Linked DNA regions of Homo sapiens: regions 1 and 3 are each linked to region 2. The links are chromatin loops, found by intact Hi-C in ENCODE. Cell type or tissue: B cell. All regions are shown on one strand.

Region 1 (8,000 bases), 200 kb before region 2:
GGGTCTCAGTGCTGTTTCTGCAACTTGCATACAGGTTTCCTGGATAAAACTCCTAAGATGGACTTAGTACTTAAGTTTCCTGTGAAGAAGGTCTTTGTTTCTACCAAGTTCTTAAGAATAATTTTAAAGCAAGAAGAATAATGTCATATGGAATTTTGTAGTTTGTTGTTGTAAAGGTGTATCCCTATGTTTCTTTGGGAAAATAATTTCTTTTACTGTTCTCATTCACAAGAACTGTAACATTCCCAGTGTTTGGCTAGTGGAGCATGAAGTTAGGAACATTACTCAGTAGATGTATTCCAATGAAGATGAAAACATACAGTGGAACAAACAGAAAAAACAGGTAATCTTAAGGCCACAGATAAATGACCATACCTAAGTCAGAATTCCTTAAGGGAAGCCAAAAATGCACTGAACGCTCACTGTTTGTTTCATTTTTTCTTTACTTTTTTTTTCCTCTTCAGTTAAAAGATACGCAATTTGATTGATGGTATTTTTTCCACATTGGTGACATTTTAAATGGAAACCAAGATTTTTTGGGAGTGGTTGTAATAGCTCGATGAAATCTTTCACATGTGCCAAAATGTTTCATTAATGTAAGTCAGCCAAATAATCTTCTTGCTTTGTAAAAATATTTCTCCTTTAAAAAATGCTTTCTGAACTGTTAAAAAAAATTAGAGTATTCAGAGTTTAGCTACCAATATATGTGTATTATACTTACTAACACTTTTTCCCTATTTCCTCAAACAGTAAAGATGGTATTTTTGATGAAGCTAAATAGGAAGTTCTCAAAATTTTTGTGTCAAATAATTACAATTTTAAATCCAATAATTTTAAGTTTGATCAAGTTGATGTGTTTCACATTTTTAAAAAACTGCTTGTACCTTTGATAAGGGCCAGGTGGCTGCTGCCTTTAAGTTTGTTGTATTTAGGTCCCATTGGCCAATGACTAGTATGGATTCTCTTTTAGTCCGTATATTGGTTTTCCTAGTTAAAGTGAGGAGGTAGTTCATGTATGAAGTGTTTGATCAGTGATAGCAAATGTATGATAAAGTAGAAAAATTGTCTTTCATTCAACAGAAAATAACATATTTATCATTAAAACAGAAAACTATAGTGATGTACTGGAGGTGACAAATGGGGGAACTTAAACTAAATTAAAGGGAAATTTCCATAACAGATTCACTAGTAATACTGATTTAATAACCATTTCCTGTCATGAGCTATATTTATCATATACCACCTCTCTGACATGACATTGTATTTAATGTTTTTGAGACCCATGTTTTAATCAGATTAAACTCAAGGAAACAGATAGGTATCTGTTTGGCTCTAAGCTTTAGCTTCTGTTTCTTATTTAGTCACAAGACTATTACTGCTGGAATCTTTATAAACACATTTGCTGGGACTGCAACAGGAGTCCAGCTTATGTTGTGAAGTCAGAAAAATATGTGCCAGTGGTTTTCATGATCTATGCACACAGTGCATTACAGAATTATTTAATAAATTAAAGACAACTAATGCAAAATGTGTTCCTTTCCCCCACGGGATTAAGCATCTAAAAATACAATTTAGTTTTAGATTCAAATACTAGTTTTTTAGGAACTAAGTAACCAAGAAAAATGTTCAAAGAAAAGTTGGTACAATATTATTCATTATTCAAATGTATTTACATAAAACTAAGATCACTAATAAGCTCAATGTTCTTAAAACTAATTTAACTGGTAAGAAATAATAATTTTAATAACTTGGCCAGGCATGGTGTCTCATGCCTGTAATCTCAGCACTTTGAAATACTGAGGTGTGTGAATCACTTTGAGCCCAGGAGTTCGAGAACCTGGGCAACATGGTGAAACTTCATCTCCGCTAAAAATACAAAAATGAGCTGGGTGTGGTGGTGCATGCCTGTAGTGTCAGCTTCTTGGGAGGCTGAGGAAGGAGGATCAGTTGAGCCCGGGAGATGGAGGCCGCAGTGAGCTTAGATCATGCCACTGCACTCTAGCCTGGGCAACAGAGTGACACCCTATCTCAAAAATAAAAATCAATCAATAAATAAAAAATAACTTATGTGACAGTTATGACATTACATTATTTAAAATGCAACATTCTAATAGCATTAGTGAACATATCCAATTAAACACATGAAGAGCTCTGTGGGTCAAATATGCCCTCCTTCAAATTCAGACTCTGAAAAAAGCGCTCTGTGGCCCAAGATCTCCCATGGCAGATAAGCTAGCAACAACCCAAAAGTGCCAAACTTAGCATTATGTAAGGGTTAAGTCATACATTAAAATTCAATAAATGTTAAAAGTGGAAACTAGGAAATAAAAGAGAATAAAAAAAAAGTAAAAACTGGCCTTTAACATTTCAGTCCACAGCACAATGAAAAATATTCTCAGACTTAAATTGACTACATGGTACATTCAACATGCAAAACCATTTTAGTGTAGATATAATAATACATAGTTTTTTAATCCATATAAATTGTCTACCTTTTCTTAAAATAGATAATTATAGAACAATTTCCTCAGTAGGTATGTGTGACTTAAAAGCTTCCTCTTTAGAATACCTTAGAAGTGGACGGGCATTGTGGCTCAAGCCTGTAATCCCAGCACTTTGGGAGGCCGAAGTGTGTGGATCATCTGAGGTCAAGAGTACAAGACCAGCCTGGCCAACATGGTGAAACTCTGTCTCTACTAAAAATACAAAAGAAATTAGTCAGGCATGGCGGTGCACATCTGTAATCCCACCTACTTGGGAGGCTGAGGCAGGAGAATCACTTGAACCAGGGAGGCGGAGTTTGCAGTGAGCCAAGATCGCACCATTGCACTCCAGGCTGGACAACACAGTGAGACTCCGTCTCAAAAAAAAAAAAAAAAAAAAAGGAATACCTTAAAAGTGCTGCAGGGCATGCCTGATAGGCACTGATTAGTTAGTAGGCTGTAATCAGGTGAACTAGTACTAAAGACTATTGAGTAGCATCCACAGCAAGTTATCAGGTACATTATATATATATATTATATATATAATATATATATTATATATATAATATATATATATTATATATATATTTTATATATAATATATATATATTATATATATATTTTATATATATATATATTATATATATATATAAAATATGAGAAAAGAGAATATTCTTCAATTGTCCATACATAAGAACAGGAAATATTTGAAACAATTATTAAGCAATACTTTAAAAGATTTCTATAGAAGGTTTTCTTGTAAGCATTATAATATCATATCTGAGTCTAAGAAGCCTAAGAAAAATTAGTCCCTCTTATTAGTGAGATTCATTTTAATATTTCTGAGTTTAGATATAGTTTCAGCCTACACTCTTTTTGGTTAATATTGATACAATATTTTATTAACAATTTAGAGGTTGGGTTTCAGGTGAGCAGAATAAATACACTATGTTTATAAGCATAAGATATACTTTTAAACCAACTTTTAAAATTTCACTGGATCTTTCAACATTTGTTTGAAATCCTTACAAGATATTCATCTATTTGTGGCATCATATAGGTCTGTCTCCCCATCTGTCTATGTTTTTCATGAAGACTAGTATCTGGTACATGTTTTTTTTCCTTCTCCACTTTAGTAGCTATTCATTGGCCCACTACTATGCCATTTCTGTAATACTTGTCCAACAGTTTTCATCAATCATTTTTTAATAAAATACAAGCTTTCTTTTACAGGACAAGGGGACATGTAATCAATGTATTTAATTTAATTCTGACTAAATTTCATTCTATATGGCTAGAAATTTAATGTCATCAAAATCTATTATTGTCACAATAAATAATCACATTAAAGCATCATACTAAAATCTATAGGGCTGAATTTTTTAAGAGCAACATATACACGGTTATTCATCTAGCCTTTTAGTCTTATCTTCCCAAATGTAACTTTCTTACATTACATGGCCAGATTTGTTAAGGAATTCACATCCTGCATGTGCGGACATCTTGAAGAATCCTTTTTTAACAGGATATCCTAACAACACCTCCCCACCCCCAACCAACTTGGTAGCCTGACTCTAGCACACACTCATCTGGTTTGACTAAAATCATTGCATTACTTGGCAGTGGTTTCCTCATACGTGGCGCTTAGAGCTCATTGAAGCTCAAACAGTACAGGAAATGCAAATCATGCAAACCACCCTCATGATGGCTACGTACAGTGGCGTGATTGAGCGGCAATACGCACGGCTCGTGGGCTGACCACATGAAAGGAGACATTTAAAGACCAGATGAGCAAAAGCTGGGATAAGTTAGAGAGTATGTGTGAGCTTCAAAGCTGGGAGAATAGCATCCTTATTTAAAATAGGAGTTTTTTATTATTTTTTTTTATTAATAACACCTGCCTAAGTTCTTTACACTGAGGGAAGTACATGGAGGTAGAGCAAGTCAAACATGCACTATACTGAATATAAGTGGGCCAATCCTTCTTTTTTTAATAGCCAGGTATGGCAGAAGAGTGGAATACTTTCCATCTATTTTTTTCACAAGATTTTCTACAAGTGTTAACAATTATGAGAAATATTTTCTTTTAGAGAGCTTAAAAGAAAGATAATCTAGCAAATGCTACAATATTTGCTCATAATTCCTTAAGTGTCAGTTTCATTGCCACGTTAATAAAATTAGTTCCTCCAACAAAAAAATAAGGAGCTATAATGCTTAGGAATTCTTCAACAAAAGGCTTAGAAACAATATGGAATTTTCTATTAAAAGAATATTTGAACACGGTTAATACAGTAATGAGAGTGGAAAAATGGCTATAGGAAGTATTTCTTTTCCTTTTTGGAAATGATTTTTTTTAGATGCTTCCAATTTACTACCAATTACAGAAGGGACTAAATATAATAAATTAACCAAAAAAATCATTCAATTTTATGTTTCCTTAGCACTTAAAATTATTTTCCAAAGCCCTTTAAGTATCTGTTATTTCATTTGCATACAGGGATGAGGGCATCAGGAATTCTATTAAAGCACTGGCTCCCTATATAGGTATAACTCCATATACCTATATAGTTAGAAGCTTAAATAAGTAAATTTTAAAAATAAGAGTTTAAATAAAGGAGGGAAAAGTCTAATGCTCTAGATGAGGAATCAGAAAACCTAACCGTAAATAGCTATATGATACGGGACTTACCACTCTGAAACTTAGCTTTTTCAACTGTAAAAAAGGTGCTATTACCAAACTCTTACCATCTTTCCTGACCACTTCTTAATTTGAAAGATCAAATGATACGGTATGTGAGAAAATTACACAGTGCTATACAAACAGAAAAAATATTGCACTATTTATGAGGCACTCACATTGTGCCAGCCACTATGTCAGGCTCCAAAAATATATTATCTCATTTGGATTAACTTCACCTTCACAATAATACTGTAAGGTAGGTATTATTAGTCCCATTTTAAAAGACAAGAAAACTGAAGCTCAGAAAAGTTAAGCAATTTCTCCAAAACCTTATAGCTACTAAATGGCAACACTGAGGGTAACTACATTAGGCCATACAAGGATCTGTTCTCCTATGTTTCACAGTCATCTACTGTGGGTCTGCATAACTCTTAGTTAGTTATGATTTTAACAGCAACTCAATGCTACCCTCTAAGAAGTAGATTTCAGTAATGCAGAGGTTCTCTAACGTTCCATTGGACGCACCAGCTGGAAAGCTGATGCACTTGTTATTTTGAATTGGCCCATATTAATTCATCAACGTCTACTTCTTCCTTAATTTATCCTAAATATAGGCAAAGATTACCATGTTTGATAACCAGAAAGAGTACTAGTAACCATAATCTTCTTTGAAGTCTCGAGAGCTACTGCCTTGAAATTTTAAACAAGGGCTGGTTAAGAATTTCTGACGAGATGCAACAGGACTTTCTGAGTGACAACTGTCTTCCTTTCCAAGCCAAGGAAGGCAATTGGATGTACAGCCACTAGCAAGCAGGAGTTAGCTGTTTTCTGTTTTGTTTTTAGATAGCTTGTAAAAGTCTGTAGGAGAAAAGAAGTTAGATTATTTTTAAACAAAATAAAACAAAAATCAATGAGCAGAAATTGCTTAAATTTGTCAAAAAGGAAAGCTATAGACATAGGAAAGATAGTTTGTAGAAAAGATTATAAAGTCGTACACAAATGGCAGGCAGGCAATGTATGTTTGCCTGTATAATAACAGAGCAACTGGCAAATGAAGAAAAGTCAGTGCAGAAGCTACCCAACAGGATGATTCAGATCAGTTGAGACATGGTATTCATTTACAGCTAGACAGTCCATCAGGTAACTGAAGCCAGGACAATGCCCAGAAGAGTATGGGTCAATATATCTACTAGGAATACTGAGTTTCTCCTTCTGCCTTCATCTCTTGAAAGATATCAAGGATCCTATTAGAGGTACACACCTTAATCCATCTATAGGAAGTCTGAGGTAGGAATATTATGCTACAATCTGAAGGTCAGAGATTTGAAAGCCATTAGTTACATCATGCCCTGTTTTATAAGAGAAACAGATATAAAAATCAGGCACTGAAGAGCCACAAGTTCAAAGATTTCAGAGATTATGTTGTAGAGGGTGGAAGTCCCTCCCTGTAAATTAGATTTGCATTCTGAGGAGGAAGTAATAATGTAGACTGGAAATAAATATGCAAACTAATGGGTTTTTTAAAATTTGAAATTTCCAGGTAAGACAAAACTAATACATAGATGTATGTGGGTTTTATTTTCGTTTTGTTTTGGATAAGAGTTCATTCCTCTTCAAATTCTCCATGACAATTCTCAACAGTCCCACTGTCACACTTTCTAGCTGAAAAACAAAGCAGAATCTGCTTGATGATTGAGCCTGTTTCTATTTGCCTTCAGTGGTAAGAGAAAAATATTATTAATTTAGTCATCCTTTACTTTTGTGTTTAAATTATTTCAAATTCTTTCAGTATTTATTTTCAAACCTGTTATTGATTTTCTTCAGTGTCCTCTAGGTAATATCAAATTTGCCACATTAGGTTCATGTTATAGAATTCAATACCAAACACTCAAAATCCACCCAGAAATGTCATCACCTAACTCTCCTTTTCAGTAACTCACTTAACCTCTCAAGACCTCCCTTTCCTCAGCTGCAAAATGACAGCAGTTTGATTAGAATAACTCTAAAGCCATAACTGTGTTAATATTTGTCATGTCATCTTAGTGTCAGGTATTAATATCTTAAGATGCTTAATCTTAATAAGAAAAAACAAAGTGACATCACAGAAAATATTATATAATAGCAGACAAATAACACCTTATTCATACTACTCTGTGGACAATCATCTACGTGATTATTGTCAAGTCACTGATACCACTTTGTGGTTGTCTTGTCTGTTTTTTGTTGCTGTAACAGAATACCTGAGACTGAATAATTTTTAAAGAACAGAAGTTTATTTAGCTCATGGTTCTGCAAGCTAGAAAATATAAGGGCATGGCCCTGGCTTCTGGTGACATAACATGGCTGAGGTCAAAGAAGAATCAGACACGAGTGAAGAAATAAAACCGAAGAAGCATCCTGGCCTTTTAACAACCTGCTCTTTCCAAAACTAATTCATTTCCACAGGAACTAATCCAGTCTTGCGAGAGCCAGAACTCACTTACTCCAATATGGCACCAAGCTACTCATGAGCCATCCAGCCCCATGACCTAAACACCTCCCACTGAGGCCCACTTTCCACGCTACCACATTGGGGATCTAATTTCAACATGAGTTTTGATGGGTACAAACTCAAACCCTAACAATTGCCTTATTGACAAACTGAAGATAAAATATCTTACAGCGTCTTCTGGTTTCAGAATTAATGACTATTTTACAGCTTATTATTTATACATGATGATACCAGACAGAGTCCTTTATTTAACGGTAACAACAAAAACTGAAGGCACAGAAAATGACAGGCATATTACACTGAATTCTGGGATGATGATGATGTAGTGGGTTGAAATGTATCCCCC
Region 2 (8,000 bases):
TGACAGATGACTATATGGAGATAGCACTTTAACCTCAAGATGCTGGTGGAAATTTTGCATTGGGTAACATTTTCTTTTTCAGTACATAGGTCTGTCTGTGACCCTGTAATCATGGCTGTCTCCTCAATCTGGGAAAAGGATGGGCCCTGTCTATCTATTACTCTTTTAAGGAAAAGTTATTGCTACAGACAATTTGATCTATCTTTGAATTGCTCGCATTGATTCATTTCATGATTTTAAGTGCACTACGGGAGGAGATTTGTCCCTCACAAAGAAGTCCATCAAGCGAAAGAATTTTATTTCAGAAAATGCCAACCTGGGGAGAAAGCATGTGGACTATAAGCCCATTTTAAACAGTGGATAATTTTCAAAGAGTGAACACGAGCGTGGAAGGGAATTCAGTTGCTAGGAAAATAAAATAAAATAAACATAATCTTCCTCCCTCTTGTTTTTTTTCGTTTTGGGGTGGGCTGTGCTTCCCAGTCTTGCTGGAGAATGTTTGTCCCTCCCACCTCAGTGGTGACAGACTCACAGTGATGCCTGCGTGTCTGTCTCACAGGTGTGGGTTCTGAGACTTGCCAGCTTAGCGAGACTTTGGAGGAATCTCCCACCGTGGTTGTAAAGAGAAAAGGAGAGAGATAATAGTACACTGGCATCAATAATCTACTTCCTCCAACTGGCTGAGTGTTAGAATAATAGCCTCGGCACTTGCCCTCCCACACCCCCTCCCCTGGCTCCGCCGCTGTCAGATTCTCTTCCCTTCTCCACAACTGGGAACTCTAGGGAGCAGATTGTTTTGGCTGGAATTAGCCGGGCACAGATGGTACCACCTGCTGCATGTTCCTTACTTCTTATTGGCTTCTCTCTCAGCTCTGTGAGTTTTTGTATTTTTTAGGAGTTCAGAGGAAGGGGAAATGGCCGAGGCTCTTGCTCATGCCTGATTCTAGCACAGCTGTTTGGAGCAAACTGGCAACTGCGGGGATAGTGCTGGGACATGTTGATTGGGGAAGGTGCTTCCAGGGTAACGTACCACCGTGGCGTCCTGTTTGCTGTATCTAGTGCTTTCGTTTCCAAAATACAAACTTTCTTTGAGCCAAACAATTTCTGTTTTCCAGGCTGACGGATCTGCCTGTGACCAGACACAAGGCAGGTGGTCTTGCGTGAGTCTGAAAAATGAGATTCCTCTCATTCTAAAATCAGAAGGGCATAGAATGTCATGTTACTGTTCTTTTTATAGGGGAGGTAATTATGAATAGGCCACAAACAGGTTGCTGTGCTCATTTCTGGACAAGTCACTGAGAAGAATAACTCAGGAGGCCTCGGGCTCCCACGGAGCGAACCTCATAGATTTATAAACTGTTTTCTCGCCTATGGAAACATGACATTGGATCAAAGGACCTAAGAGGTTCTATTCCTCCAGATCCTCTGAATTCCGTGGAGTTGGTCCTAAGTACTAGATCACACTATAAACCCTTCCCATGACCTGGGAACTGTTTTCTCTACTTCTCTGACATCATCTTCCACCCTTCTCCCTTGTCTACCATGCTTTGTTAGGCTGGCCTTCTTTTTATTCTCCAAAAAAGCCAAACTCATTCCAGCCTCATGTATTTGCACCTGCTGTTTCTTCTTCTGGAACTCTCACTGCACAATCTTCCCATGGCTGACCTCTTTACAACCTTCAGGCTCAAGTCAATCACCACTGCCCTCAAGGGCTTTTGTGGATCTGCACCCACCCCCAGCTGACTGTCCGCTACTTCCATCTCATTTACAATCACATCACCTTCTTTTACCTGCAACAAAACAGCACTATCTGAAGTGATCCATAAAATGGTTCTGTTTTCTACTTTCCCCACTAGAATGTACATCCCTGAAGGTGAGGATATTGTCTATTCACCGCTGTATCCCCAGGACATGCAAAGTGCTTCTCATATAGTATCACTCACTAATATACATATTATTGAGAGAAAGGTGTCATTTTGTGTTTAAATAGAGGAAGCAGCAGGGTACAGAAGGGAACATGGTTGAGACTTCCACATTAGTCCCTTCCTAAGGCACTTGGAACTTGGTATTATCCTTATTTGTGTATGTCTGCCTCTGCCAGATTGTAAGAAGCCTGAGGTCAGTAATCCTGCCATGTTCATTTTTGGGTAGCCCATAGTACCTAGTATTGTGCCTTACACACGCTAGGTACTCAGTACATTGAACTATTATTGATGTTGCAACTATTGTTATTTATTAGTATTATTTGTAGGCCCACTAAATATAATAAAATGAAAGCATCATACAAGTAGTAGAAGTATCAATAGAAGCAATAAAAACATCTATGCCATAACTGGAGATCTGGCTTCTGGTCCCAGCTCTGCCAGTAACTATGGAGTGATCTAGGGTTTTATTTCCTCAGAACACCAGAATTTGAAAAGCCAGGGCTTTGGATGAGAGAGCATCTAAGATTCCTTCACACTCTAACCTTTTGGTCTGTTTCTGTCTGTTCCAATTTTCCCATTGCAGATTTATGAATTCCTACTGCTCCTCTTACTGTGTACACCTGCTGCCTTGTTTCCTCCTCAGACCACGTCAGGATCATTCAGTGCATTCAGGGTTCAGAAAGGTCATGAGCAGAGAAAGAATGGTACTGAGGACTCATAAAGTGGGCTCAGGCTGAAAACTGTGGGTAGAGAGGTTGGATGGAGCCACCACTCTCCAATGGCCATGAGCACTGTCAAGAGTCTTCAACATAATGAGTGGGTAACATGTAGCAACAGCAGTTAGTAATTTTTAAAGAGCATTTTTCAAAACTGAGCATGTCTCTGGCTCTTAGTTAAAACAGACTCTAGCCCACAAGCGATTAATAGTCCTGAGATGATGATGTGACATCTTAGAGTTAACAAAGGGTTTCTAAAGTAGATTATTTTCATTGCACTCTTGCATGGAAGAGTTCTTGTAGACCAGAACGAACTTCTTGTAGGAAGTAGAGAAACTAACTCATTCCTTCTAATGTTTCCATAGCCATTTGAAGAAGAGTTTTACTGTGACATGTTGGAAAGAACACTAAACAATGATGCAGAAGACTGAGATTCTGACAATCTATGCTTAACTGTTTTCTAGAGACCATTGTGGGACGGAAACAAACAGCCTATGTGGTCTCAAGGATCTGTAGACTTCAGTTTCCTCATCTATAAAATGCAGGTAGTAGATTAATAATTAACTGCTTTTATTTTTCCAAAAGTTACAAACATAAAGATTTTCTTCTTACTAAACTCACATGAAAATTTTACTGAAGAATGAGAACATGAGTTTTGACAATTTTAAGGTAGACGCGAAGTGTGTTATAATTTGGTCAAGCCATAAAGGAGTTAACACAGGCCAGTTCGTAAATGAAGGTATCTGACATGAGGGGCCATGACAATTCCTGGGAAAGTTTTTGTACAAATCATTATTCTGATTTTCATTTAAAAGGTCAAGGAAGTACATATTAAGCAGCTCTTGTGGTTAGAACTCTTGTTCTCAGAAGATTTTGTGGATGGTTCCATCCACATTTATTTTAAAGTGAGTGAAACTTCCCTTGTCATGGAATTGTCTTTGATAATACAAAAGCACTTTACTCTGCAGAAAAGGGAAAGAAAAGGCTCTACTTGGGTGTTTGGCTGATTATTTCTAAGCCTACTTTTCTCTCCAGTACTAGTGTGTTAAGGGTTAAAGCAAGTTGGGCAGGGTGGTTAGTACTTCTCTTTTTCCCCTCTTGCTTAGATGTACCTTCAACCGGAAACCTATGAGCTCACACTTTCTAAGCATGTTCAATAATGAAGTGGTAGACCTCCACAGAATGTTTCAGGACTCAGGAAGTGGTTGAGGGTTATTCAATAGTTGGTGTTCTCCCTTTATGTCTGCACCAATCCTGGTCTGCACTACAGGGTTGGGAAATGTTGTTTGTGTTGGAAGTGGTGTCTTTCAGAAGAGATGTAAAAACCAAGGTCTGGGTTGCTTGTGGTCACTAAATATACCGTAATGTTTTCGGTGAGCATAGGGTTGTTCTTGAGTTTCCTTTCTAAATTTACATTCTTTTATTCATCCACATTTTTTTCAAGTAATTTGAAGGCTGTATTTCTCTTTTCTTAAACAAAACTAGAATGGGTATAACCGTACTTCTTCCCCCTATAATAATACCGTTTTAGGAATGAATAAACGTGATTTTTTCATGTTTAAGGAAAGGTCATTAACTAAAATCTAAGTTTCCCATAAAATGAGTAAAGATAATTTAATATTTTCTCAATTTTGTTGTTGGCATATCTTATAAATTATATAGTTTTTTTTTGGTGAGGCTGTCTTCGGAACCTTTTATTTTTCCAGTATCAACATTTTAAATGTCTTCGATGTAAGATAACAAAATGTAAAATGTCTGAAAAGCACTTCTTTTCAGACTTTTTCCATGTCTTGAGTATTTTTTTTAAGAAACACAGCTATTCAAATGTACACACACAAACTTAGCAAACCTGCACACACGCACACATGCGCACACCCACATACACTTTACTTCCCTTTGACTGCTCTGAAAATGGTCAGAACAGGATCATAATGCACAAATCTTTCTCTGAATGTTTCCTTATGTTAGATCAATTCCTTCTGAGTTCTGTGCTTGCCAATGCTAAATTTCCTGCCAGGGCAGTAGTCTATTTTTAACATTTTGGGGGCTTATCCTTCGTTCCAAATCTAACAGGCATATTCCATGGAGTGAAAGAGAGAAAGCTGACTGGGTGCACTTACAAATCAGGATAATCAGGATTTGCAATTTCTGTGGAATCAAAGCTATGAATGAGAAAGACCAATTAGAATACTTAAAAGATCATTTGTCATCACTTTAATCTTCATGTATTTTTTACTCATCATTTTCTTTGACTAAAATTATTAGAATCTTTGTCATATTAATCTCAAGACCAAATCGGAACAGTAGTGTTCATTTTCTATTTTCAGTATTTTGGAGCATTTTAACATGTCATGCTAGATTATAGGTAGTAGGCGACTCGTTTAATAGAGAAAGTTTTAGCTTGTGGCATATTCAGCATCATATTATCTCGGTGCCATTTCTCTGACTAATTCCACATTTCAGATACAAATGAAGACTGAAGGATTTATTTCTGTTATTTAATAGCATTTGTTTAATTCCGAGATTAATATATCATCTTCAACCCTGAAACAGAGGCCCTCTGAAACATCAGACCCAAAAAATTGGACACAGCCTACTAGCCCAAAAAGAACATGTTGCCAATTATCTCCATGTTTATTTAAATATTTTGCTCTAAAGGAAGCAATCATTCCTTTATACTTCTTTAAATTTAGTATTGACATTTTTATTTTGGGAAAGGAGGTCTTTTTTTTTTTTAACATGGATACAGGAAAAGAAAACTCTCCAATAAAAATATTGTCTAAAAAGTTTGTTTTGTCTGCATGATTTACTAAATATGTACAATTTCAATTCACAGCGAAGGTAACAAAGATTTAAACAGCCAACATCACAAATGTCTCAAGTTCTAAAAAAAAATCACTGTGCACAGTTTAACAATTTAATTGAAAAAACCAAAGCTAAGCCTTCAGTCTGAATCTTTTTTTATGATGGGCACAAGCCATGTATTTTCTTCATCTTTGTTACACGATGCATATTTCAGTGACTAAAAGCCCCTTCCCATTTTAGTATATTAGGTTATGTCAGTACATACTTAAGAGAGGCATAAATTGCCTCTTGGTACACCAATATGATTTGTGATGTGTTCACATATATGTCATAATATTTATTAATATATAGAATGATCAGATGAGTCACCTGTGATTTTTCTTAATGTCTTCAAATGTAGGAATGTTTTGTTGCATGTATAAAATTTTTCAGAATTTATAGGAGTGCTTATATAAGCGATAATAATTGGACCAGTGTCCCTTGATGTAAGGTGTCTAGAAAGAACTCTTCTGCTCTTGAAATATAGAGATTTCACATCTCTACACAATACAGGTTTATAAAGTTTGCTATTATATGATCAAGTGAGTGAACCAATTAATCATTAGAAACAAATGTCATTGAATACAGAATAGTTGAGTTACAGTTAAGAAGGGAGCCATAACCTCAGCTGCCCTATAAAATCTATAATAAGGTGGTTTTCATATATATATTTTTTCCCCATGTGAATTCTTTGGTGTTTTTTCCCCCTCTTTTTTTAGTGCTATGATTGATGAACATGCAATGTGAGATTCAAATAATTGCATTGAGCATGTTTATTTGAATAATTGCCCCATTGCACAATAAATAAATCCGCTGAGTGTGTTTGTTTGAATGTTTTTACATGTACATGGGATCACATAGTCAAATAAATGCAGCTGTGTTTATTACAATGTGTGGGGCTCCAGATATACACACACTTGTTTGTGTGTATATCCAGGGCCCTACAGCCCCTGAATGGCCTCACACATCTTGGAGCAAAAGCATGGTTAACAATTTTTCAGTTCAAATACATGTAAACTTATTATTGGGCAGTCTCCTCAAATTTGTGACTAAGATTTGCTTTTATTAAGGCTTACATTATTAGAAAGATAAAAAATGACCTTTTTAAAAGTTATCTGATTGTGAAAAGTATCTAATACATTTATTCATATTTATTCAAATATAGTCCCTTCTTTCCCCTTTCCTCCAAGCCCTCCCACTCCGCCCCCAGTCCAATTCATGCTAAGGAAGATGTATGTTTTGTTTAGCTCTTGCGGAGAAATTCTGATACGCATCTCTCTTCCCAGTTATTTCAGGCCTAAGCTTACAGTGTCATGTGAAGAAAAAAGAAAAGATTGCACAGATATGCTAGAATACAAAAGGCTCTTGGAGAAAATGGGCAGGGGTGTTCAGTTGTTCCAGTGTTTCCTCATCCTCCCCTGCCCCCTATTCGAGGGGGGAAAGGTTAGATTTAGAACTAAGCGTGTGGGAAGAGTAAGTAGTTGATAAAACAGAAGAACACATCTGATGTTACTAAAATGCACATCTCTTGGTTGTGGAGGGGAATTTCTTGTTTGCGACCTTGGAGAAGAATCTTAAGACAAATCAAAAGTTTTTATTTTTCCCTAGAGTTAGAGGATTATGCAGCCCTAATGTGCAATCGTGTCCAGCGGATAAATAGCATTAAAAAAAACTCCTCAGATATGGGACATTGTAGTGATTGTCACAATTCACAAGTGTTATCCTGATATTTTCAGACTCAGGTATTCTGAGCCTGCCTATGAAATGGAGTTAGGAACAAATGACAGAGAAGGGGGTAACAGGAGGGGCAAGGCAGGGTCTGCCCACCCTCCTCTACTTCGTGCACACTTTCTTCTTTCCAAGGAGAAAGAGTTAGGTTGCACATTCATTGTTTGTTGGTCCTATCTCTTGTGGATTGGGACACAGATATGCCCCATGGGCAACAGAGACCTACATTGCTTTAAAAGAGGCCACAGGGATTTATTCTACCCGGACAAAATTTAATGGCTTGATATTTTCAGGTTGAATTAATAAAGTTATCGCCTAGAGCCTTTCAAACCAGAAAAATTTATGTAGTGTATTTATTTGTGCCATTCAAAGAAGGAGAAACGAGGATAGAATTTTCTAAACTTTCCAAATATAAAAACTCTAGGCTGTGGATAACAGGAGGCATAGCATTTTGATGCCACTCCTCCCCCTGCCCCCCCCACCCCCTCTGCCAGAAAGTTTGAAGATAGAGCTAAAAACATGTTTTTCTAAAAAGGTCTGCTCAACTATTACTGTATCTTCATTACATCCTTTCTGTGTATGTGTGTGTGTGTATATATATATATATATACACACACACACATACACACTTTCTATTGAGTTTCAAGTTGCAAAGAATGACTTTTGTGAAATTTAGGAAAGTGGTATTATGGCTAAGGAATAAATATAAATATGTTGTTCTTGCCAACTGGAAATATCATACTCAAAATTTTAGCAAATTTAATAGCAAAATGATGCTTTTCTTCTT
Region 3 (8,000 bases), 140 kb before region 2:
TAGACTGATTTTCTGTTTATTAATGGTACCATAAAACGAGGGGAAAATCTGGAAAAGGCAGCCAAGCTAACTCAATTACAAAGAAAGATTAAAGGAGTTAAATGTCTATAACTTGGCTGACAACCAAGGAACAATATGAGAGCTGTCCACAACTCTCCAAAGAATATACATTAAAAGAAAAGTAGAGAATTATTATCTACTATAGATGTATGAATACATGAAATAATAATGAGATAAAAATGAAGAAATCTGACTTTAAGCAGCAGGGAAATAATCTGGTGAAACTTAAAAAAGGCTGCTTCCTTCTCTTTAGAAATATCAATCATCTTACTGACCCACACTGCAGTAAACAAGACATGATAGAAAATGCCCGCATATTGCCACAGGACGGAATTGATGGAGATATAAAAATGAAGTCCCATCTGCTTACCTGATGATCCAGATATACTGATGTCCCTTTACATATGTCCAATCTGGCTAATGCAGAGATACCTGTAAGATCACAAAAGACATAGTTAGTAACTTCAAAATAAACCCAGCCTGAATTCTCAATCTTGAGCTGGTCAAGAGCTGATTCGGATGATCTAGTCTGGCTCTTGGATATTCCAAGATGGGAGAAGAACGTGCAAGAACAGAAATTTTCTGAGTGCTTCTAAGGTTATTCTTAATTAATAAGAGATTTTCAGTCTCTCCAGAGATTTTCCAAATCATCTGTAACTCAGTAATAATAATAATTATTATTATTATTACTATTCAGATTAGAGGTGTTTAACCTTGGTCACTGGATGGCCTTCAGGAATCTATGCACTCCTGAATGATATATGTAAAATTTGTGGGTTTATGTAAATAAGTATCTCTGGGAGAAGGTCAATAGTTTGTCAGATTTGCCAAAAGGTCTATAGTCCAAAAAACTGTCAAGAACCTCTGCTGAGGCTTGCCTAACATCTCAGAGGCAGGTTGGAATGCATATGGATGAGCATTCCAGGTTTGGGGGTTCCCTCCCAGAGAAACACAGACACTTGCAGATCTGGGGTAAATACCTTAAGAATACTACTTTCTGGGAGAGCAATACATCAGGTTTAAACTGTTGCTTAACTCACACAGTCCTGTGATCCCTGTAAGCCATGCACAGTCTTGAAGAGAACTAACATGTTACCATATATACCCAAGGGTGCCTATCATGACTTTTCCTGTTCTGTGTATATTAAAGTCAGGATTCCTAAGAATATCAATTCTGACAGGGTCAGAACTCACACAGTAACTCATCCAAAAAGGACCATTTATGACAAGGAAACTTTTCCTGTTCTGTGTATATTAAAGTCAGGATTCCTAAGAATATCAATTCTGACAGGGTCAGAACTCACACAGTAACTCATCCAAAAAGGACCATTTATGACAAGGAAAAAATAAGGTGTGATCAAATCAATAGGAAATGTGGCTCCCAAACAGTCTACATAACAAAAAAATTACAGAATTAGCCAAACATATCTCTTAAAAGAATTACTTTAAATAGTAATCCCAGAGTCAGAATAGGCTACATCAGAAAGAAACAAGGTTAGAGAACCTTCCAGGTACCAACTGTGAACAAGATGGGAAAGCATTCACAGCCACAGAGAACATCCTGAACTGAGATGCCACCAAAAAAAAGGGGTGGGGTATAAGAAAAAGGCTGAAAAGACAGAAATCAAGTAGAAGAAGGGAAAAATTACCTTTTGTGGTGTCCTGTTTCAAATAATAATCATGTCGTATATATTCTCAAAAAATAACATATTTAGACAATCACCTTCTGGGCATTTACCACGCACTGCACTCAGTGCTGAGGACTCAGCAGTGAACAGGTCAACAAAGCCCTATTCTGCTGAAGCTTTACTTTGGGGAATGGGAGAAGGATGCAGGGTGACAAACAAGTATATCAGCAATATTTCAATTTGTGATACATGATATGAAAAAATAAACAATAAGATGTGACCAAGACATGAGACAGCAGCCTATACCCACCCAGCATGTCACAGAAATCTTCACTCCAATCTCAGAGTATGTCAGGGTCTTAAAGAGTTGAGACCAGGAAATGACGTTAGGGACAGCTAGCCAGACCTGTGAATTTCAGAGATGAAGACAGAGTAGCTATTCTAGAAGACAGTATCACTACCTCATTATCTCTACACTTCAAAATACATATACCTAGATTGAATGATAATGTTACGATACAAGCTCTGCTTGTAGAATATAAACCTGACAACAAGTAAATGAACAGCGTTTCGTTATCTCTTTAAAACCTGGCTGACAATACTGCACACTGTGTACCCTTAATATAAAGAACCACGTTCTATCCAAATTCTTGTCAAGTTCCATTCTATTAAAAGAATTTCATTTTTTGCTTCCACAGATAAATCCGATCAACTTGTGCTGTCAAAGAAAGGGGAGAAGAGGGTACAGGTAGCCAGCCTCCAAGACAGCCCCCAATAATCCTCACCTCAAGGAATTCATGCCTTTGTGTAATCCCTTTGCTCATACCAGGGTTGGTCTGAGTGATCAACAGAATGCAGTGAAAGTGACAGTGTCTGTCCTAAAAGATATTACAGCTTCTTCCTTACTCTCTTGGATCTTCCTGGGGGAAGCCAGCTGCCAGCTGCCACGTTGTGAGGACACTCAAGCCATCCTAGGGAAAGGTACACAAGGCATCTTGCCAAATAGCCAGAATCAACATAACAGCCATGTGAGAGAGCCATTTTCTAAGCAGATCCTCCAGGCTAGTCTAACTTTCAAATGACTGTCACTCTGGCTGACATCTTGATTGCAGCTTATGAAAGACCAAGAGCCAGAATTACCCAGGCTGCACTCCAATCCCTTTCTAGCATGCACTCTAACTTCCTGTATTCACAAAGCTCAAGCTAAAAACATTTCTCAGATGCTCTTGCATCACGCCTTCCACAGGGAACCCAGGTTCAACCAAATCCATTCAAAATTTAGAAAGCAGAAATGAGCAAATCAAGGAAGTAGCCAACTACAAATGAGATCAAATTTTGTAGTGAAGGCATTTTGTTCTTCTGAAACAACTATGTAGATATGCTACTAAATGATCCCTAGTCTCATAGACTCTAAGTAGCAAATGGCAGTGGAGTTTTCTACTAGAATAGTATCATGGGGTGTTTCTCATGGCTTGTGCTGTTCCTAGCTATTCACAGTCAACTTTGGTTCCTTGGCACTTCTGCAAATTAAGTAGCATGTGATACATCTCTGTATGCAACTCAAACTAGCTGTTGCCTGCAACTAAGAACCCACTCTACATATGAAAATTCTCCTGTCTCATAACACTTTCATTCCTATCTCATGGTTGACCCTCTTTTCCATTATGAAACCCTCTACCTGTACAATGAATCCTATTCATTTATGCTGTTTCTAGGAACGTGCACTATCTGGTTTCTCCCTTTCTTCTCCACTGCTTTCTTCTCCTTCATCAATAACACAGTTCTTCCAACCCTACCAACTATCCCCATGAAAAAATAATAATATAAGCTCGTTGTTTTTGCTTCAACTTCCATTCAATGCTTGAATTACCATAACTTGGCTTCCTTAGCCATCACTCTACCAAAACCACTATTGCTAAGGCTGGCAAGAACCAATTACTTATTCTCATTCCTCACTCTACTAGACTGTGGCATTGGCACTCCTACCCACCACACCTCTTTGAAACTTTAATGATAACAAGATTATAAACCTCCAGCCTCAATGAAAGAATCTAGCATCCCACCTTCACACATCATCATCACCCATGCCCTCTGCACTTCTGCCACCAGAGACATACAACAAATAGGCATACAGAGACCATTTCAAATGCTAAGGCTATTCGAATATTCTATTTCTTGAGGGCCTAACTGCTTAGACAACCAAAAAGACAGATATACGCACTGTTAAAAAAAAGAAAAGAAAAAAAAGAAAAAAAAAAGAAAAGTGGATGCTACAAGCTATCAATATAGAAACGTATTTCATTATTTTCAGTTATTTAAGGAAAAATAAATGTTTGGAAGTCAGAGATTCCAAAAGAGCAATGCTACAAAACAAGTGTATAACCTCTTAAAACTAACTTCCCAAAGCTAAAAGTTCATTATTATTTGTTTAACACTTGCAAGCCAGAATATCTACAATTGCCAACCTAAGCTAGCATCCGTGAGTCCTCTTGTTTTGAATGTAAGGTTTTCTATGACATCTGTCATCTCACTAACCAGAAGTGATGCTGCTGACTTTGACTGGTGGGGGGTGGGAGGGGAGTTGACCCATTCCTTCCTCCCTGCTAAAGCTACAATCTCTCAAAAGGCTGGCCTCCCAGAATGATGTGAACTAAGCTTCTTTGGTTAGGGGTGTACCCAGCCCTTTTCTTTAAACTGCTCAGAAGACAGAACTTTTCAGAAAACCCACAAAAAAATGGCTTATTTTCATTAATTTGCTTTGTATTGCCATCATTCATTGTCTTCATTTTTAATTCAGTGATATTTATAGCCAAATGAAATGAAGTACAGTCAGTTTTCCTCAATCTGTCTCAGTCTACTCTTCATCTTCTGGGACCCAATTCATGTGATCCTTTAACAACTATTTATTTCACACCAAACTAGTTATCTCCCTAAAGCCTACCAATCTAGCCTCTGGGCATATTTCCTAAATAAAAGCATTAGATCTCTGTAAACCTAAAATTTGCATACTAAAGGAACAAATCAGCTATCAAAAGGCCTAGTAGTATATAGCAGTTGCTCACCGCTAAGCAGAGTTTAAAATTCATTTCAATTTATTATTTTTTAAAGAAACAGCAATTGACTTCTTCCCTTTGCAAAATGCAGTTTAATGGGCCTAGTTAAATTAGAGGTAATAGTGTAAAGCAAGTGTTTTAAATTGGTAAATTCTAAACCTTTTAATAAAAGTACATCAGTCAGAAGTTTTAATAAGACTCAGCAGGACAGAGAAGAATTAACAGTCTGTAGGAATCAAAAGGGGTGATAGGCAATGATAACCTTAAACATTTGCATAGGGATTTATAATTTCATTGCTTAAAGGTTAATGAAATTATGTGGTATTTTGCCCACTCTTATCCAGTAAATGATTTCATGCCTTGATTTGTATATATTTACCAACTGAATCCTATAAAGAAAAAATGACTCCTTTATCAATTAATCTACGACATTTTTACTTATACACTTCTGGGTGCACAATTATCATTACCTATTCTAACCAATAACTGGGTCCTCTAAAACACAATGTAAGGTTTCCAAAGCATCTCAGAAAAAAGAACAAAATCAGAATTCTGAAAGTACATTAAATTGTAATGTGACTGCTTTTTTAAAAACTAGATATATTCCTTTATTTACTTTATACTTCAAGTCTACTATTGCTAAATACTGGCTTTTGCCAAATATTAACATAAAATCCACCCTAGAGATTGATGAAGGCATTCAGGATACACTGAGGGTGAAGATGGAGAAATGCAAACAGTCCACACAAACAAGTAGAACAGGTTAAAACAGTAAAAGGATTCTAGGCCAAAGCAATTGTTTTAAAACATAACAGCATAAAAACGACACACTACTGAGGCCTTGCCTCACTGAGCACCCAGGAGGGTGCAGGGTCAGCTGCTTCACTTAATACCCAGTTCTAAGAAAAAAACTGCAAAGAGCCTCACTTAAGCAGAGTGGTGCTTCCTACCCTGGCTGCACGTTAGAATCCCCTGGATAGCTTAAAACAAAAACCTAAAAATCCACACTTAGGCCCCATAACCAGAGATTCTGGTTTCATCAATAATTTATAGACACTACTCAGGGTGATTTCTTGATTTCTTAGGTGCAACTAGGGTTGAGAAATATGCCAGAAAGCACTGGTTCTCGAAGTGTGGTCCCTGGACCAGTAGCAGCAGCAACAGCAACAGGAAACATGTTTGAAATGCAAATTCTCAGGCCTCACCCCAGACCTAGTGAACCAGAAACTCTGGAGTGGGGCCCAGTGTTTTAACAAGTCTTTCAGATAATTCTCAGATGCACTATGTTTGAAAAACACTGCTTTAGAGTAAGAATGGCCTGGTTTTCAATTTTCTCTCCACAATTTACTAGCTATATGACCCTTGGTCAGCTCTCTAAACTTCTTCCCTCACATGCAAAATAAAAGAGTTAGCTACCATTTCTTTAACGTCGAATGTGTGCCAGGGTATGCCAATAAGCACTTTATATACATTATATAATTTAACCCTTACAGGTTTGTCAGATAGATATCATTACCATTTTACACCAAAAGATGATGAACCTCATCCAATATCACAAACTAGTAAGCAGAATCAGAATTTAAACTCAAGTTTTTAAAATTCCACAATTACTGCTCTTTCCCTATTCCTCAAAATATTCTTGCTGATCTTTCTTTTTTATTCTTCTTTCCTTTCTTTTCTTCTGTTTTGTCTTCCTTTCTTTCTGTCCATCTTTCTTTCTGTCTTCCTTTCTTTAGGAGGAAGCTTATCTTGTTACTATAAAGCTAGATATTACCTAGTGTGTAAGTGTGTACAGTATTTACTATGTGACTACAAAGTACTTAGCATTCTACCACATGCCAGAAAGAAAAGAATTAAAATACAAAAAAAAAAATGAAAAGAAAGAAAGAAATCATAGTAACGAAGCTATGAGCTAGCTGGAGATAGATCCATTTTGCAAAACATAGGGACACATATGATTTCATTCTTAACTGGCAGGTGGAAAACAGAAATAACTCAGAAATTCATGAGATTGGAGCTCAGAGACCAAGGCATGACACCAGGAAGTGGAAGTTTGACTTGCTCTGAAACAAGGAGTAAAAAGTTTCTCCAGCACAGGAGGAGAAAAAACAGCTAGAGAATATAGCACAATAGAAAATAAAGCTAAAGTAGTTAAATGGGTCCAGATTGTGACTCAGAATAAGAAGAGCTTAACTTTAGTACAGTAAAAGTATAAAATGTTTTTTCACAGAATATTTTTGATGAACTGATAGTAAAGAGATAAAGTTAAAATCAAGTCATAGGAACTTATCCTAGAAAAAATATGAACCAAGGGTTATGCTGAAAAAAAAACAAGCAGGAGAAAAAGTTACTTCTATTATTAAAAGTGTTAAGTGTGATCCACTCTTTACTGTTTCCATGGGCTATTCATATCCATTACATAATATTTTCAATCATCCACTAATCCAACCAACACTGACTGATCACATTAAGCTAGGTATCAAGGATAAAAAGTAAGCTTCTGACTCAGGGCACATGGAGCAGCTTTACATAAGAAACAGACTGCCAAATGTTTTATGCAACATTAACATAAAGTTATTAGGAATTCCAAAGGCCACTATAGACAGACCAATTGTTAGCAATGACTGTTGTGAAATTCCCGAAAGTCAATGAAGTATAAGCTAGCCAAAATGTTATGCATATAAAATATAAGAGGCCAGGCGTGGTGGCTCACGCCTGTAATCCCAGCACTTTGGGAGGCCGAGGCAGGTGGATCACTTGAGGTCAGGAGTTCGAGACCAGCCTGGCCAAGATGGCAAAACCCCGTCTCTATTAAAAATATAAAAATTAGCTGGGCTTGGTGGCATATGGCTGCAGTCCCAGCACTTTGGGAGGCTGAGACATGAGAATCACCTGAACGCAGGTGGCAGAGGTTGCAGTGAGCCGAAATTGCACCACTGCACTCCAGCCTGGGCGACAGAGCAAGACTCTACTTAAAAAAAAAAAAAAAAAAAAAAAAAGAGTATTCTGCCTATACTACCGTACTAGCATCATAATCATCACCTCACAAATGGAGTAACCCCAGTTAATCCACATTTAGGCTTACATATGGCTAAAAAAGGCAGGCAAACATAAAATCTAGAGGTAAGCTTTAAATATTCACATCACTCATTCCATTTTGTGCTGAAGAGCTAATCAAAAACTACGCTCAGAAACTCACAGGAAGATTCTACCTATGTATTGAGGAAAAACTGCAAGGTACAATGGGATGACTGCATTT

Evidence for each region. Hi-C counts contacts between places; a loop is a spot of excess contacts. Peaks named below come from ENCODE experiments on the same cell type or tissue, not always from the same donor. Only the 100,000 strongest peaks of a DNase experiment are listed, where the experiment ranks them.
Region 1: a loop joins it to region 2, with 1.9 times the contacts of the local background. A loop is called at or near these places in 3 of 110 quality-filtered maps.
Region 3: it touches region 2 in a loop (2.0-fold over the local background); 2 of 110 quality-filtered maps call a loop at or near these places.

The regions. Positions count from the first base shown.
Region 1 is chr2:144,179,781-144,187,780 of GRCh38, forward strand. The region is part of intron 4 of QTMAN (queuosine-tRNA mannosyltransferase); the gene reads right to left. Among named protein-coding and RNA genes, the nearest start is that of QTMAN, 150 kb to the right of the region's middle. In B cell, no CTCF peak of the experiment used is centred here; a DNase peak (open chromatin) is centred at 4,171; H3K4me3 peaks cover 915 bases.
Region 2 is chr2:144,379,241-144,387,240 of GRCh38, forward strand. It overlaps ZEB2 (zinc finger E-box binding homeobox 2), which reads right to left. Exons shown (of 10, transcript NM_014795.4): 10 at 4,841-8,000. Among named protein-coding and RNA genes, the nearest start is that of QTMAN, 51 kb to the left of the region's middle. In B cell, no CTCF peak of the experiment used is centred here; a DNase peak (open chromatin) is centred at 3,781; H3K4me3 peaks cover 403 bases; H3K27ac peaks cover 330 bases; H3K27me3 peaks cover 454 bases.
Region 3 is chr2:144,235,246-144,243,245 of GRCh38, forward strand. QTMAN (queuosine-tRNA mannosyltransferase) reads right to left here. Exons shown (of 12, transcript NM_001376312.2): 2 at 431-492. Among named protein-coding and RNA genes, the nearest start is that of QTMAN, 93 kb to the right of the region's middle. RefSeq lists a silencer at 4,177-4,256 and an enhancer at 5,704-5,783. In B cell, no CTCF peak of the experiment used is centred here; DNase peaks (open chromatin) are centred at 3,006, 3,186 and 5,826; H3K4me3 peaks cover 1,629 bases; H3K27ac peaks cover 3,856 bases.